2 separate regions of the Homo sapiens genome follow, and region 1 is linked to region 2. A link is a loop called in an ENCODE intact Hi-C map of the cell type or tissue named here. Cell type or tissue: IMR-90. All regions are shown on one strand. Each heading gives the region's core, and the rest is flanking DNA. Links, peaks and the distances in the headings are about the cores only.

Region 1 (5,379 bases), core at 289-5,288, 130 kb before region 2:
GTAGGCGCGGCTGAAGGGGGCATCCAGCAGGGGCGATTCGGGCGAGCCGGGCCTGTCCCGCCACTCGGGCTCCCTCTCTGGCTCGCTGGAGAGCTGGAAGGTGCTCTGGCTACGGAGGAGCCGAGCGTCCGGCCTCTGGGGGCCACGGCCGCTGTCCGACGCTCCTCCGCTCAGCTGCTGACCGCAGGGCTGCCGGGAAGCCTCTTCCAACTTCAGCTCCCCGTTTTTGAAGTGCTGCTCCCCGTTGCCTAGGGGTTCAGCTGACTCAGAGAAACGAATGTGTGCTTTTGTCTCCTCGAAGTCATTCCCAGAAGTACTGGAAGTTGAGACGGTCCTGTGGGGCCTATAGTTATGGCCAAAACCAGAGCCGCCCACACTCGGTCTCTGGCTCCCTTGCTCTCGCTGCTCGAATTTGGAGACCTTCTCCAGCACCGAGCAGTGGGGCTTCCCGTACTGAAAGCCCTGAAGAGCCGAGGCGCTGCCTGGGCCGGGCCCCCTCCGGCCCAGACTGGATGTGTGCGGGTGCGAGGGGGCAGGCGGCTCTTCGGGACTTGGGTCTGTGCTGTTGAAAGAAGCCGAGGCACCGGTCCTCCCCTCGGGCCGCGGGTAGGAAACCTGCCGGTCCAGATGGCTCCCGAGGTCAGGAGCGGCTTTCCTCCCAGGGTCTTCTGCCTTGGTGTTGACTGCACAGGTGGGCCTGCCCCCGGGGTAACCCTCCTGGGTTCCCCGGCCTAGCTCCAGGCTGCTGTGTCTTCTCAGACTCTCAGGAATGTTCTGGAGAGATGAGAAGGCTGACTTGGTCTTGCCAAAGTTGCCTGACAGGCTCTGGCCTAGGCCTTCTCTCTCCAGCCTCCTCCAGAGGTTGGCATTGTGGTCTTCCTGGAAATCGCCCTCCCAGGGCTCTGAGAGCCTGGAAGATCTCTTGTCTTCACCCGCTTGCCAGGCCTGAGCCTGAGGGCATTTGAGGCTGTGGGGATGAGAAGATGGTTTGTTACTGTGGGTGCTCTTTCTCTCATTGGAATGTGGGCTGTTGCCTTGGGGAGGTGTGAGATGTCTCTTCAGGGAGGCATCCTCCTCATTTTCAGGCACTGAACAGAAATGGACTTTGGAGGGGACATACTTGGCTGTAGCTTCTGGTTTCTTCTCCACTGGGGACAGCAAGTCATGTTCTAAGGGCTGGCAGAAGGCAAACCCAGGCCTGCCAGATCCATTCTGGTTCCCATTCTCATCAATGGTAGCCATCTTGTTGCATGCTCCCTGAGGGGCTATGTATCCACTCTCCTTGGCCAGTGCAGGGTAGAGCATACCGTTGCTACTCACAGAAGGCTGAGGCACCTGGGCAAAGTGTGGCTCCAGGGAAGGTACCGGGTAGATGCTGGTCGGCAGCAGAGGTTGGCCAGGTTGGGCCTTCTGGGTATAGTTATGCTTGGGCTTCACTGGGGGGCTGTTCTCTGGACTCTTCTCCAGCACAGTATGCAGCTGCTCCTCTATGAATGGAGACTTCAGGGAGCCTAAAGAGTTTGCCTGAGGCCGGCAGAGCCGTTTCTGATCAAGGCTAGACCAGGAGCTGGGCCGCTCACGGTGCCGAAATGCTGCGTAACTGTCACTCCGAGCTGGAGGCAGGGGTGCACCCACCTTAGGAGGAAGGTTGTCCGTGGCAGTCTCCAAGGAACTGGGGCACTGCTGGCTCCAGGATGGGGGTGGCACTCCCTTGCCCCGAGGAATATTAGACCATTTATCATAGCCCTGACCATTTGCTGAGGCTCGGGCCTCCCTACCTTGAAGCAGCAGGGCTGAAGAGTTCACCTCATACTCTGCTGAGACTCCCCTCCGGGTGTCATAGACTGTCTTGACATAGCGAATATCTGCCTGCCTCATCCCTTCGAGGAGGCCACCTCGAGCAGAAGTATTGTCCATGGAGCCTGAACGCTCCCGGCCAGAGATGCCAGGGTGTGGATACTCTAGGATGCTAGAACTGGTGGAGAAAGAGCTGTAAGCCGAGTCTCTCTTGTTATGGAAGTGGCTGAGCTGGTCAATGCTGCCGGTGGACTTGGCAGGGGAAAGATGACAGGGTGGGTATGCCCCACTGGGCTCCAGGCTCTCCATGCTCCCCTGGGAGCTGCACTGGTCAGGGCTCCGCCTTAGATAAGCATGGTCATAGTTGGAGAGGTCACTAGTAGAGGAGCTGGAAGAAAGACAAAGCAGTCAGTACCACTGAGCTGTTATCATTTAGTAGGCTTACAGGCAGAGGACCCAGCTTATAAATGTTCTCTTGTGCAAGAGGTTTGGTGTTTGGAAGGGTGGGTAAAAAGGGCCATATTTGGGCCTTGCTCAGCCTCCTTCTGTGTCATCGCTAGGAGTAACTGCCCAACACTCTAACCTATCTGCCTCTAATTAATCACCCAGGCTAGCAAGGAGAGGAATGAGGAGCTCAGAGGAAGCCACGTGGCCTTTGGGCACAGGCAGCACTTTGATGTGATTTGCTGCATGCTGGAAATGACATTTTGCATGTGCCAAGAAATGAGAGAGGTAGAAGAGTGATTGAGACTGAAACTGTGTGTCTACTGGGGCTGTTTGTGGGAAGAGGGGAAAAAGTTAATAAGAGAATAGGCACGGGTGAAGGAGACTTTGTGTGCACATGTATATGTTTTTAGTTAATATCTTTCCTTTTTATGGAATTGAAGGATACACCCTGGCAATCTTCCTGGAATCTTAACTGCACTAGAAACAATTTGTTTGTGGTGGGAAAGCTAAACACAAAGCTGAATGAGAGAAATTAGAGTCAGAAAAAGCTCATGAGAGGCAGAACTAAGGGGAAAGAGGGAAGGAGAGGGAAGCTTTATGAGAAGGCTTAATCACAGGGGCTCTTCGGTGCTGGGATTCCAACACCTGTGGATGACTTCCAAAAGCCAAAGCAAAGCCTCCTCATACATTTAGGAGGGCAAGATTTTCTCATTTACAAGCTCCTCCAGATGGTTTTCAGAGCCCGTCTGGAGAAGAGGAAAAAGACTATCAATCACTGTAAACTCCAGAAAGCTGTCTCAAAATAAAATTACTTAGAAACTCAAAATATATGTGTTTTTAAAAAATCACTTAAAACTCAACAATAAGAAAACAACCTGATTTAAAAACTGGCCAATCCTAAGAAGATATACAGATGGTGAAAAAGCAAATGAAAAGGCTGTCATCATAAGTCACTAGGAAATTACAAATTAAAACAACAAGATACTAGGGAACATGTTCTCAGGACGTCCTGAGGGCTCTGTCATAGGCAAAAACAAAAAACAACCAAACAAAACCAAGATACCACTACACACCTATTAGAACGGCCAAAATCCAGAACATTGACAATACCAAATGCTGGTGAGGATGGGGAGCAAGAGAAACTCTCATTCATTGCAGGTGGTAATGCAAAATGGCACAGCCACTTTTAAAAGAAGTTTGGCAGTTTCTTACAAAATTAAACATACTCTTACCATAAGATCCAGTGATCACATTCCCTGGCATTTATCCACTGGAACTGAAAACTCACGTCCACACAAAAACCCACACACGGATGTTTACAGCAGTTTTATTCATAATTGCCAAAACATGGAAGCAACAAGGCTGTTCTGCAGTAGGTGAATAAACTGTGGTATATCTACACAATGGAATGTTATTCATTACTTAAAAAAAAAAAAAAGAGCTGTCAAGCCATGAAAAAAATATGAAAGAAACTAAAATGCATTTCACTAGATGAAAAAAGCCAGTCTGAAAAGGCTACAAACCATATGATTCCAACTACATGACTGACATTCTGGAAAAGGCAGAACAATGGACACAATAAAAAGATCAGTGGTTGCCAGGTCTTAGGGGCGATGCAAGGAGGAATGGGCGAGCACAGAGGATTTTTAGGACAGTGAAAGTATTCTGTACGATACTATAATGATGGATACATGTCATTATACATTTGTCCAAACCTACAAAATGCACAACAGCAACAGTGAACCCTAATATAAACTATGGACTTTGGGTGATTATGATGTGTCAATGTAGGTTTATCAGTTGTAACAAATGTACTACTCTGGTGGGGGTTGCTGAAAATGGAGGAGGCTGTGCATGTATGGGGACAGGGACTATATGGGAAATCTCTGGACTTTGTTCAATTTCACTATGAAACTAAAACTGCTCTAAAAAATGTCTGTCTCTGTCTCTATATATATACACACACGGGGAGGGCATATATGAAGGAATAAGTGGTTTAAATGTTTGTGACTCACTGTTCTCTAAAGAAGGGTAAATCACTAGAAGTTCTTGCCCAAGATTTTCTATTTTTAAATGGATAGGCGTTTCAACACTATTAAAATTCATGATGTATTCTTCTATTTCTAGATTACATGTAAATAAATGTAGTGTCTTATTGGTCAAGTATGTGATAATGCTTTATGGCTGGAATATCTCCAGATAATATGTTGAGACTAGAAAAACCATATTCGGAGTCAAAACTTGTGCTGGAATTTAAGGAAAAGGAGACTACACTTTCAGCAGCTCTCCTCAAGAATGTAATTTTTCTCTATCAGAGAAAGTCAGTTGACTGAATGGCGCATCCTACTTCGGGACAGATAGGTATAAATTCAAGGGAGAAAGGAAGGAAATAGCTCCCAAGCCAGCCAGATCAGGGAAATCAGACCCGGCACTCAATGGCATAGCATATGTCAAAGATTTTACCCCCTACCCTGAATTTCTTCATTCCCCTCTAAATAAAGAGGTCCTACTAAAGAAGCGCTAGACAGCCTTGTGGATAATCCTGTATGACCCAGTCTGCTTCCTTTTTAGAGCTAATACTTCCAGGGGAAATGGAACCCCATAAGGGCCGTTTCATTCACCATTTCTATGAAGGTAGGAGACATTAGGTAATCCTCCTCCCAACTGCTGAGAATTTTAGCAGTCTTTCATTGAAAGGATAATTCAAATCTAACATAGGAACACACACAACAAATCAAAGTAAATAAACTGATGGTTAACTGAAACACTATCGAGTGGGGAAGATACCATCACTAAAATATATATATATATATATATATATATATATATATATTTTTTTTTTTTTTTTTTTTTTTTTTTTTTAAGATAGAGTCTCGGTCTGTCGCCCAGGACGGAGTGCAGTGGCGCAATCTCGGCTCACTGCAACCACCGCCTCCCGGGTTCAAGCAATTCTCCTGCCTCAGCCTCCCGAGTAGCTGGGATTACAGGCAGGTACCACCATGCCCAGCTAATTTTTGTATTTTTAGTAGAGACGGGGTTTCACCATGTTGGCCAGGCACGTCTCAAACTCCTGACCTCAAATGATCCACCCTCCTTGGCCTCCCAAAGTGCTGGGATTACAGGCGTGAGCCACCG
Region 2 (5,379 bases), core at 174-5,173:
GAACTGCACATCTGTAGTATGTTCCCAAGACCACTTGAGGACTTTTTATCAAAGCAAAGGAGGTGTTAATGAGACGGATAAGATATTTCTCATGTACTGTTGGTACTTGACTCCTTTCAACTCTGCTAAAACACTAACAATCCATGGTAAATGCTTTATGTGAGCTCTGCATGTGTTCTAAAACTTGACAGCATAAAATAACAGCTTGTCTTGGCTATGAGTATGGACAGCAATTATTGAAGGTGGAGTGTTGAGGACTCACAATTTCAACTTTCTAACAATTAGAGCCATGAAGATAAGAAATGAACTGACTTGTCCAGTAGTGGGAAACCATGCAAGGAGAGGCTGGGTAAGCAGAAATACTGTAGAAGAGTTCCCTGCACTGGACCTAGTGGTGAGGTGGGAGTTAGGGATATTTGAGGAGGAACGCTGAACCACCTGCCTATCCTACAATGCCCCCACCAACTCGTTATGCTGGGAATTCTCCCTTCTGCCTCTGTTTTGTTTTGTTTTTATAACATAGAAGTTGACTGACTTGGTGTTTACCCACCTCATAAGATGCTGGGATAGACTGATATTACATGGATTCAACTCTAACTTAGTTGGCTATTCAATAGTGTCTACTTTTATTTTTTCTTTAGAGACAGGGTCTTGTTCTGTCCCCCAGGTTAGAGTGCAGTGGTGCAATCATATAGCTCACTGCAAACTCAAACTCCTGGCTTCAAGTGATCCTTCTGCCTCTGCCTCCCAAGTAGCTGGGACTACAGGAGCATGCCACCACATCCGGCTTCTTGATTGATTGATTGATTGAGATGGAGTCTTGCTATGTTGCCCAAGCTGTTCTCAAACTACCGGGCTGAATGGATCCTCCTACTTCAGTGTTCCAAAGTGCTGGGATTACAGGTATGAGCCACCATGCCCAGCCTACTTTTTAAAGTATTTGTAACATGTAACTAAATCTTGCCTGAAATAATATCATTATTATACTACATTATTTTTCAGTATAGAAAGTTTAATAATAATAGCAGCTGATATTTTATATGAAGACCACTAAAGCTCTGGCCAAAAGAAAACACTTTTAAGTCTGACAGTAATCCCTTTAGAAGCTACTTAGCATCTCATAATGTTGGGCCCTGGGATTCATTCTCAATTTAAAGGGAGTTAAAACTTACTGACTAACACACCAGTTAGGTCTTCAGATTGTCTCTCCAAAGTTTTAAGTATTTCTATATCATGAGTACTGCTTCCACTTATATCTTTTTTGGCTAAACAAACTAGTTCTATAACTAATATCATCTTCCAACTAGCCAGAGGTTTAACTAGAAAATCCTGCCATAGGAGAGAAGCAGGATACATGCAGCTGCACACAGATTAAAATTTTGCTCCTTCCTTTAGATGTATAATATTATTACTGGATACTGCCATATGTGGATGGAAAAATATACCTCCAAATCAAAAGGCAGAATTCCCTCTGAGCGGGTTTAGAGTAGAGGAATAGAAACACTTGGGTTTTACAACAATGAGAGGAGGCAGAGGCAAGCAGGGGGTTTGGATCAGAAAGAACTGTGTCTGAGCAAGTTTTTCCTTGGAGAAAATGAAAACATTGTTCTAAGAATATTTCAAGAAGGAAAATGTGTGTTATTCAACATGGAACTGATTCAGCCTGTGTTGAACAAACAAACTTCCATGGCTGATGATCCGGACACTGGGTGAAGATGATAATCCTTTCAGGTATGATTCGCCAGAAACTCCAGAAGCTGGAGCCAGCACAGGGTGTGCCTGACGGGCAGTCTCCCCAAGTCAGGCTGATCCAGAGGCTGGGCATGTTCCGTGTGTTTCCTTGTAGAGTTCCTGGTATGGCGTGCACACTAGGTAAATATTAAAGAACTTTCCTCTGCCTAGCTTCATTACCCAAGGACACTGTGACCTTAAGAAGTTCTTATCAATGGAGGGCAAATATAAAAACAGTAAGGAGTTTGCCCTAAATTACAGCCAGAAAGTTCACTACGTAAAAACTGGGAGTCTCAGTTTCTTCAGGGAGCCAGGATGCCCCTTTAGCATCCAGGAATGACTTCCTATCACCCCACCGTTTTCTCACTTTTGCTAAATTGACTCAAAAGGAGGTGGCTCCCTTGTGCCCCTTCACCCCTGCCATGGCTCTTAGAAAAAAATCCAGCATTCCCGATAAGAAATAACCAAAACAACGAGATCGTTTGAATTCCACTGAGACCAATTCATCATGCAGTGTTAAAAAAAAAAAATCCTTCACACTCTCCAAGTTAAATAATCAGAATGAGAACGCAGACTTTAAGAGAGAGAGAGAGAGAGACACAGAGAGAGGGCGCACAAAGTCAACTGGAATTTGGGAGCTGAGGCAAGAAGTAACTTTAAAAAAATCATCTTCAACTCACTTAAAGATTGGTAGTGGTGATGGTTGCACAACAATGTGAAGGTGCTTAATGCCACCAAATTATACACTTAAAATGGTTAAAATGGTCAATTTAATGTTATGTATACTTTACTGCAATTTTTTTAATGGGAAAAAAATCACCTTAGAACTCTTCAAGCAAGCCCCTCCCCCATCCCTATCCACAGTGGAGGACAAATGGGTTGAGATTGTTGTGAAATAGTTTCTCATTTGAGGGAGGGCTACTGAACTTGGAGGAAAGCAGCCCCTCTCGTCACCAATTGCCTGAATCTTAACCCCCCAGCTGGGTCTGGAGAAAACATGTTCATCAGTGAGAACCTGCACACGAAATCCCTGACTCACCTTTGACTTTGGATCTCTCAATCAACAGAATAGGGAGATAACCTTAAGATCTGGAGAGGGGTAACGGCAGGATCCCTCTACACGGATGCCAACAGCTTTAAAAATAAAACCCAAATTACAGAAGAAATCATGGAAAGGCTGGGAGTGGATTCCCAAAGGTGTACATTAGTGGAAAAAACACACATATGAACAAAACAAGAATCAAATCACTACAAGAGTGTATCAAGATTTGTGGATATTTAGGAAATATATAAAAGTGGACAGCGGAAGACGAGGGGATGCAGTTATTTCAGCAACAAGAGGCTTCATCTCCAAATTTCACATTAATACATAAAGTAAAACACAAACCACTCTACTTTTTTTTGGTGTTTCAATATAATCTTCAAACCAGAAAAACTCTCAGTCTGCTAAAGGTTACTAAAAATCAAATTCTGAAGCTATGGCCACTTTTTAGGAAATTCAAAATTACCAGAAATGAACAGCTGTGATTTTGCTAAACAAAGAAAACCTTTCCACAAAATGCCAACATCTAACTCATACCTCGATGGCATATCACTCAATGAGAGTGAAAAAGTAAACATTTTCTGAAATGAGGGTGATTTTTTTTGGCTAGACAACTGCCACATGGTGGTTATCTTCTCTTTTAGTTTTACAATAAGGAAAGACAGGCACTGGCTTATTTGCTTTGGTTTGACAGATGATGGTCAAGCGTAGCTTTGAGATTATATCCTCATTACCCTTTATGAAGGAAAACAAAGTACAATCCATTTTCCTTGCAGAAAAGTCTTCCCCTTTCTTGCCCAGGAGATTTTTCAAAGTCATTCTCTCCTTGTCCTCCAAAAGATAAATAAAAATAAAACAAAATGGGTACCAGGTAGCAACAGCTTCCTGAGACAAGTTTGAAAATCTAAACTCGAGCCTAATAAGATGTTCACAGTTCAGTAGCATCTACTGAAAAAAAGTAAATTAATGTTATCTTTTATATTGTTACTTCCAGACAGAATACATAATGGTGTAAACATGATATTCTAGACTCTCTATTTAGGTAAATGTTAGGAAGTGGTGGATGGGCACAAAAGACTTAATTGCCTGCTAACACTGCTCTTAACATCTAGTCTATTCTGATAGACTGGGGTCATTTGAAAGGAAACTAAGAGTTTACAACGTAATTTGTTTTTTCACATTTCTTTTTTAAAGACTTCTGATCCTGAAGAGAAACATGGTCAGATACAGATTCTGAGGGCCAGTTGCAATGGCTCACGCCTGTAATCCCAACAGTTTGGGAGGCTGAGGCAGGAGAATCTCATGAGGCCAGCCTAGGCAACATAGTAAGACCCTATCTCTCCAAAACAAAAACAAAAATTAGCTGGGCATGGTGGCATAAATCTGTAGTCTTAGCTACCCAGGAGGCTGAAGCAAGAGGATTGCTTGAGCCCAGGAGTTTGAGGTTACAATGAGCTGTGATCTGTGTTCCAGCCTGGCTGACAGAGCAAGATCCTGTCTCCAAAACAAACAAACAAACAAACATACCAAAACAGATTGTCTATATGGACTATGATGTACTAGAGGCCTGGAAAAAGATTACTTGAATTTGCAAGGTTCAATGTATACTCCAGAAATGAAATAACTGCACTTCTCCATTCAGTTATCAGGAAATTATAAACATATACAAGCTTTCCTAAATGTTGAATGGTTAGAGAAGTGTTCTTGTTAATTGTATATCCTAATTCACTTAGTAAAATATTCTGGATATTAACACCTTGTCAGACATATTATTTGCAAGTATTTTCTCCTATACCCCTAAGTTTTATTTGGGACCTGAGATTTGCATTTCTAACAAGTTCCCAGGTAATGCTGCTGGTCCAGGGCCCAAGATTTGAGAACCACTGCTTTCCATAGCAAGTGTTCAGCACTTTACATGTATTAACTCACCCAAGTCTCATATTATCATTCTTGTTTTACTGAGGGAGAAATGGATTCTCAAAGAGATGAAGTAACTTGCTCAAGGTTATTCCACTAAGTGGTAAAGCAGGGGTTTTCCCCAGGCCTTCTAACCTGACACTGTGCTATGCTATGCTATGCTGTGCTGTGCTGTGCTGTGCTGTGCTGTGCTGTGCTGTGCTGTGCTGTGCTGTGCTATGCTGTGCTATGCTATGCTATGCTATGCTATGCTATGCTATGCTATACCATCTCTGTCCAATGCTATGCTATGCTATGCTATGCTATGCTATGCTATGCTATGCTATGCTATGCTATGCTATGCTATGCTATGCTATGCTATGCCATCTCTGTCCAATCAATCAAATCAGCTTTCCGGAGAGTATAATCTAATGACCAGGCCAATGGACTGAGAGAACAACAGGTGATGCTTTGCAAGCTCTGCCTCTTTTTCTTTAAATCAGAACTTTCCTTGAATGTTGCATTCTGGCTTCATTAAGATGAGTTGATTAGTAAAAGGAATCTGCTCTAAGGTAATGGGGAAAATGGTAGTGAGGGGAGAGAGACAGGGTGGGGGGCACTTGCCAAAGTGAAGCTGGACCAGGCTCACTGATGAACGAATGCGCTCCCTCGAGAGCTAAAAACTGTGCTTTGGTAGATTAGGCAAGTGT

What was found. Hi-C counts contacts between places; a loop is a spot of excess contacts. Peaks named below come from ENCODE experiments on the same cell type or tissue, not always from the same donor. Only the 100,000 strongest peaks of a DNase experiment are listed, where the experiment ranks them.
Region 1: a loop joins it to region 2, with 2.3 times the contacts of the local background. A loop is called at or near these places in 7 of 110 quality-filtered maps.

Annotation. Positions count from the first base shown.
Region 1 is chr4:76,735,567-76,740,945 of GRCh38, reverse strand. It overlaps SHROOM3 (shroom family member 3), which reads right to left. Exons shown (of 11, transcript NM_020859.4): 5 at 1-2,185. The region is part of intron 2 of SHROOM3-AS1 (SHROOM3 antisense RNA 1); the gene reads left to right. Among named protein-coding and RNA genes, the nearest start is that of SHROOM3-AS1, 64 kb to the left of the region's middle. In IMR-90, for the core only: no CTCF peak of the experiment used is centred there; DNase peaks (open chromatin) are centred at 2,345, 2,705, 3,515 and 4,335; H3K27ac peaks cover 4,068 bases.
Region 2 is chr4:76,608,203-76,613,581 of GRCh38, reverse strand. The region is part of intron 2 of SHROOM3 (shroom family member 3); the gene reads right to left. Among named protein-coding and RNA genes, the nearest start is that of MIR548AH, 35 kb to the right of the region's middle. In IMR-90, for the core only: a CTCF peak has its summit at 2,322; DNase peaks (open chromatin) are centred at 1,701 and 2,291; H3K4me3 peaks cover 350 bases; H3K27ac peaks cover 1,640 bases.